Regions from separate parts of the Homo sapiens genome. Here region 1 is linked to region 2. A link is a loop called in an ENCODE intact Hi-C map of the cell type or tissue named here. Cell type or tissue: HepG2. All regions are shown on one strand. Each heading gives the region's core, and the rest is flanking DNA. Links, peaks and the distances in the headings are about the cores only.

Region 1 (2,921 bases), core at 254-2,753, 50 kb before region 2:
AGTTACACAGTAGTTTCTATTATGGCACTCCAACTGCCTTTAAAGACTAAAGAGCAATAGTTTTGATTATGGAAAGCAAAAGTGAGTTATAAACAATAGCATATTTTCTATCATATCATCTATAATTCATTATTTGAGAGAGGAAAATATGAGCAGTAAGTTTATGTTGCAAGCTTTCTTCACATGGTAATAATTAAAATACAATGGATTGATCAGCCTTCTAATTTCCAAAATGCAATTCTTTGCTCGTACAGCCTCGAGCTTTAACTAGAGGGAAATGATAATTCAAATGGATTAATTGATCAATAGCTGCAAGAATGGCAAAATGCTAGAGTAATATAAATATACAGTTATGGTTTCATTTTCCAGCCATTTCCTTAAAGCCACAGACCCAAGGCTGTGATGGACCCATGGGAGAGGATATAAAAGATTCTGAAGCTGGAGGTCCTTCCTTTCTTGTCAGAGCCTTTGGAAATGGGGAGTAGAAATGTTAAATGATTTCAAAAGTTGCAGATGATTGAAGGCCATTGCATGGAAACTAGGAACCAGATCACTCTGGAAATCAGAAGACATGAGCAATAGAGAAATATTAAGAGCCAAAGTGTTCTGCAGACTATGGGGGTGGATACTGGATGATGGGGGATTTCGTATTGATGTTTTTAAGTGTTGATGAATGAATAGTGTCTCCATATCCAGATAATTCATATCCATTTTTCAGTGACAAGCTCAAGGCTACATGCTATGTGATGCCATCTCAGATCCCCCTACTTCTGGGGACTTTGAACTTTTTAAACTTAAAACTTATGTTGTCTACATCTTGTATATGACTGCTATGTATGTGTCTTGTCTTCTTAAATTGAGACCTTGTATATCTTTGTATTTCCCATAATGCTAAAATATGTTTTAATGATTATTTATTGAGGGATTATTAAGTCAGGTTCTGTGCAAGAATGGATGGATGGATAGATAGATAGATGGATAGACAGATGTAAAGCCTCAAATCTTAGTGGCTTTATATGATAGAAATTCATTTCTTACACAGTGAAGTTTCAAACAGGTATTCCCAACTGGTAGGTGGTCTTCCCATGGTCACCCAAGGACTTGAGCCTCATGCATCTCATGGATCTGTCCTCTTCTGGGTCCTTGGAGTTCTCTATATCAAGCCAGCAAATAGGAAAAGGTTATGGAGGATCGTCAATGGAAAATGTGAAAAGACCAGGCCTGGAAGTGGCACATGTCAGTTCCACCCAGTTTATTGGCTGGAACTCCATCATGTGGTGACATCTAACTGTCTGCCCATTGAGAAGGGGAAATGGGTTTTGGTGAACACATAGTAATTCAATATATATAGTTATTTTCTGCAAGATTGTATGTCTGTCTGTCTGTTTATCTATGTATCTATCTATGAGTGGGTTTTATTATTCCTATTTTACAGATAAGAAAGTTGAAACTTGGAAGATTAAGTCACTCGCTGGGATAAGTGCTGGTGCTTGAATTTGACTCATGGTTGTCAGTTCTAAAGCCACCCCACTCTCCTTGCTTAATAATTTGGGTTCTTACACCATCCAACTGTTTGCTCTTTCCCCTGTCACCATTCTTATTCAGGCTTTCCGATGACCTAACTGACCTGCTGTAATAACCGCAAACCACTCCCCTTGATGTCAGCTGACCAGGCAAATTATTGACAGATCAATCTTCTTAAAAGACAGCTCTGACCTTATCAATTCATAGCCTGAAAACCTTCAGTAAACACTCAGCAAATATTTGTTAGCTGACTCCCTAATGAATAAAAAGTAAAGGCCTTGGCATGGGTTTAAAAGGCCCCCATAGAGAATTATCCAGAAAGAATCTGGACAATTCTGAGCATATACACTGGGTCCCAGAATGTCCTAACACTCTATAGTAAGCCCTGGAGAAGGTCGTGCTCACAAACAGCAACCCATTGATTCTGGATTATCAGAAGAATAACTTCTTTCCTGATTTTATTCCAGAAATGGTTAGACATCTTACTCCCTGCAAACCTTTAGGTTTGATCAGACAGACCTCAGTCTTTGGCAGGAAGAGAACAAATAGCCTTTGGACCTGCCACCCAGCTCTTGGATTCACTAATCTGTGCACACTGGCTGTGGGTGAGGAAAACATCACAGAGGATTCCCAAGCCTGTGTAGGGGCTCTGTTTAATTAATCCAGTGATTTAGCTGGAAAAACTAGTTTATGTACAAGGGTGGCAGCAGATTTTCTTTAAGAAAGGGCTTTAAGGCAGCAATCTAGTTAGAAAGTGGGATATTTGAGTGATTAAGGTCACCTTACATAAGGTTGAAAATGATCTTAACTGTTCGAATCAAAGATTGAAATGACGAATGTGAATTATGAAAAGCCGAATTTTCTCCAACCATCCCCATCTTTTTTGCTGTACTGCCTAGGATGTACTTTTTGCAGTACTGAGGTTCTCTGCCTCTTTTTCTTCGTCACCTAGTTCTCCCACCTCAGCTTCCTTTAGAAACATTGCAAGGCTATGCCTGCCAATCCCAGCTGCATTAGAAGTGTCCACCAGCAGCTACCTCCTGGGCCCTGGCCCGACAGAAGATCTGCAGACAGTGTGGCGATTGCTTTGATGGCAGCTAACTGTGTGGGGCCCATCTTCCCTTTCCTGTCCTCCAGTGATGAACTCTAAAGAGCAGGCCCTGTAGAGATCATGGCAGCAGGGTTTAGTGTAAAGACTTTACACGTTGCAGTGTGGCTTGGTCTTCTGACCCAAGACAGCCAAGCCTCAGGCCTCAGCATGCTGAGCTTCAGACTCGTGGGGAAAGGCAGAGAAGAATTTGGGATTCTAGGCTGGATGTGTCAGTGGTTGTCAAAGCTGACAGGGACTTTTGAGATTATCTATCCAGAAATTGTAAATCTTGGCCTAAAGCTGTTGC
Region 2 (2,921 bases), core at 274-2,773:
TTGCCTAAATCAAAGGTCAGGTGTAATGGACCCTCCTTTGTGGAAAGATCACATTAACTGTCATAAGTCATTTTCTAAACTGAGGTATCAGGACAGGGTCCACAGGAAGTAAAGGAGGAAGATGCTGTGTTGATTAGAAAAGATCATAGATGTCTTTATGTAGTGAGCCTTAGAGGTTGCTGAGGCTAGCAATTGCCCTTTACTGAAATGGAAACAGCTTAGAGAACGAGAGTGGCATGCCTGAGGGGTCACGGTGTTGGGAGAAAAGCTGAATGTTGGGAGAGAAGCTGAGGCAGGGCTTGCGTGTCTGACATAATGTAAAAGAGTCTTGGAACATGTCCGGGGTCCAGGGTCTAAAACCCCTCGTGGCCTTTGGAACACCAAGCTCTGTGCTAAAGGGTGGAAGTCTGCCCTGCTGCACTATAATCTAAGCCCAGGGCATAAAACCCCTCATGGCTTGGATGGAATCCAGGGCTCAGGGCATAAAACCCCTCGTGGCCTCTGGAATGTGTCTAGACTTGCTGACTCCTTGCTTCTAGCACTCTTACTATCTCAAGTAGCAGAACACGTTCCATATGCTTCAAAGAAAATGCTAAACCATCACAGCTGCAGCTCAGTCGCTTGATGCATCACTTTCTCTCAACCCTCACAACCTCACCACCTGTTTCTCTGTTTGATCACCAATAAATAGCATGGGCTCCCAGAGCTCGGGGTCTTTGCAGCTTCCATACTAGTGTTGGCCCCCTGGTCCCACTTTCTTGTCTTTTCTCATTTCTTTGGCTCTGCTGGACTTCATAGCCCCCATGGCCTGGTGTTGGGTCTGATCACCCCAACACAGGGTGCAACTGGGCTTCTTTACACCAGGCCTAGTGATCCTTGCCCATGTCTCTTCTGAGCCTCCTTTTCTATTTCCAGTGGGAAATGGCTCACACTTCCCTGCAGCCTCTGTGTTCTAATTGTTGTGCTCTGCAAGTCCTACTTCTTCCCCTCCCACACTCTCCACAACGATGACCTTCTTTTCAGGGGCAAAACCCACCTGGTTCCAGAAAAGCACATATCACATGCTGAGAACATAGTGGGTGCTCAGGCAATGTCAGTCTTCTCCCTCCTTTAGCATCTCCTTGATCTCTGGAAGATCAGGAAGCAATTGGAAACCCAAACTAGATGACTTTTATGTGCTAAACTACATTGCAAGCTATTTGGGCAAGGGGTTTGCTTGGTCTGTCCTGTAAACTCAGGGCCTAGCTTGGGATCTGGCACATAGTGGGTGCTCAATACAAGCTTGTTGACAAAATAAATGAGCACCATGGGAAAAATGGTGTGATCCTCAGAGCAGTCAGGGGAGGCTCCCAGGGGAGGTGGGGCTGAGCTGGGCTCTAGAAACAAGGCTACTTGTGATTCCTTTGTTTATTCATTATATCGATTTAATAAATATTTATTGTGCCAGGCATTCTTCTAGATGAAGGGAACACCGCAGCGAGCAAAACAAAACATGCTTGCCATTAAGAAGCTGACACCCTAGTGGAGGGGGATAGTTGATAGACAATGAGCTCTGCAATGTTTTATGATGATTCATGTAATGGAGGAAAATGAAGGCAGGTAGCAGGGACAGAGATGCTGGGTGGTGGTGGGGAGTCGAGGGGAAGCTGACATTTTATATGGAGAGGTCAGAGAGGGCTTTACTTATGGAAAGGGGACTGTGAACTGCTGTGTAGCAGATCACAGTGCCAGGGGATCCCACTCAGACTCCCACAAACCCATGAGTCCCCAGAATATTCTTTCCCCTTTGCTTCCCCATGTAAACATCCTGGTAGTGGAATCAGGCTGGCTGACTGGCTGGCATAGGTAGGAGGGTGGCATTGTGGAATGGAAAGGTGGTGGTGGTCACACCCAGACACGGTGGTCACACCCAGACTAGGTACTCAGTACCCAGAAGTTTTGAACCCCAGTCCCTGGCTTTCCAGGACTTGACTCAATGGTCCCCACCCTCAGGACTCTTCCCTCCAGGAACCAGCAGCTCCCAGGCAAGGCCATTAGAGGGGCTTATCCAGTGCTGGGCTCTCCTCTGGGATTTTGGAATTGTGGGCAAATTTGTGCTTGTGTGTGTGGTGAGGGAATCTGGATAGTGTCACATTGTGAAAAGGCAGCACATCCTGCATTCTAGACCAGAAGCTGAAATCCAGGTTGGGGTGCCATCCACCCCATTCTGGCGGAGACCCCTGGGGCCACTTTCTTGCTGGGGAGTGAGGCTGGCACATGGGATCACCAGGCCGGCCCTGACCAGGCAAAGTCATCCTAAGGCATGTGCTTCAAACTAGAATGTTGAGTGTTCTGCTTAATGAGAAGGCTATATGCATTCTGTGGAAATGACTGTGATACTAACTGGTCTGGGATTATTGTTGTTTGGATATAAACAAAGAGGTGATCCTGGAGGCTGGAGAACTTGCGGTGACTATCGCACATGCATTTTTCCTGCCGAGAGCTCCATGGCTGTCATCTGATTCCAAAAGGGGTGGTTGACTTCCAAATGGCAAAGATTCATCTATTTAATATTCATAAGGGTCTTTGGATTCTTAGGGGCAGAAAAGGATGTTTTTAGTCCTTAGTACTTGCATATTTTACAGAAGGCTTTTTGATCTTTCTGATCAACAAGTTTGAATAGAGAGAGGAAATGTCAAGGTTGCCTTCCCAAAACACAAAAACAAACAGCTTCAAGGAGAAGAGAGGCCAGGGGAACACGGTGTTTCCCAGTTATGATGGGCTTTGCTTTGAATACAGACACTTGCTTGGAGGGAATCTAAGATAGCTTGCAACTCTCTCTCAGCACCTGTGTCTTGCAGTGGAGGAAATTTAAACCTTGCCTCCTGAACTGCAACCTAAGGCCAGAAAGCTCAGCTCATTTTCTGCCAGTGGAGAAACAA

Evidence for each region. A loop is a pair of places that touch in the nucleus more often than their neighbours do. Peaks named below come from ENCODE experiments on the same cell type or tissue, not always from the same donor. Only the 100,000 strongest peaks of a DNase experiment are listed, where the experiment ranks them.
Region 1: a loop joins it to region 2, with 10 times the contacts of the local background. A loop is called at or near these places in 5 of 110 quality-filtered maps.

Annotation. Positions count from the first base shown.
Region 1 is chr10:112,274,761-112,277,681 of GRCh38, reverse strand. No RefSeq gene overlaps it. Among named protein-coding and RNA genes, the nearest start is that of TECTB, 7.2 kb to the left of the region's middle. In HepG2, for the core only: no CTCF peak of the experiment used is centred there; DNase peaks (open chromatin) are centred at 1,631 and 2,051.
Region 2 is chr10:112,224,402-112,227,322 of GRCh38, reverse strand. It overlaps a transcript of GPAM not described here. Among named protein-coding and RNA genes, the nearest start is that of GPAM, 42 kb to the right of the region's middle. In HepG2, for the core only: no CTCF peak of the experiment used is centred there; a DNase peak (open chromatin) is centred at 1,392; H3K4me3 peaks cover 2,500 bases.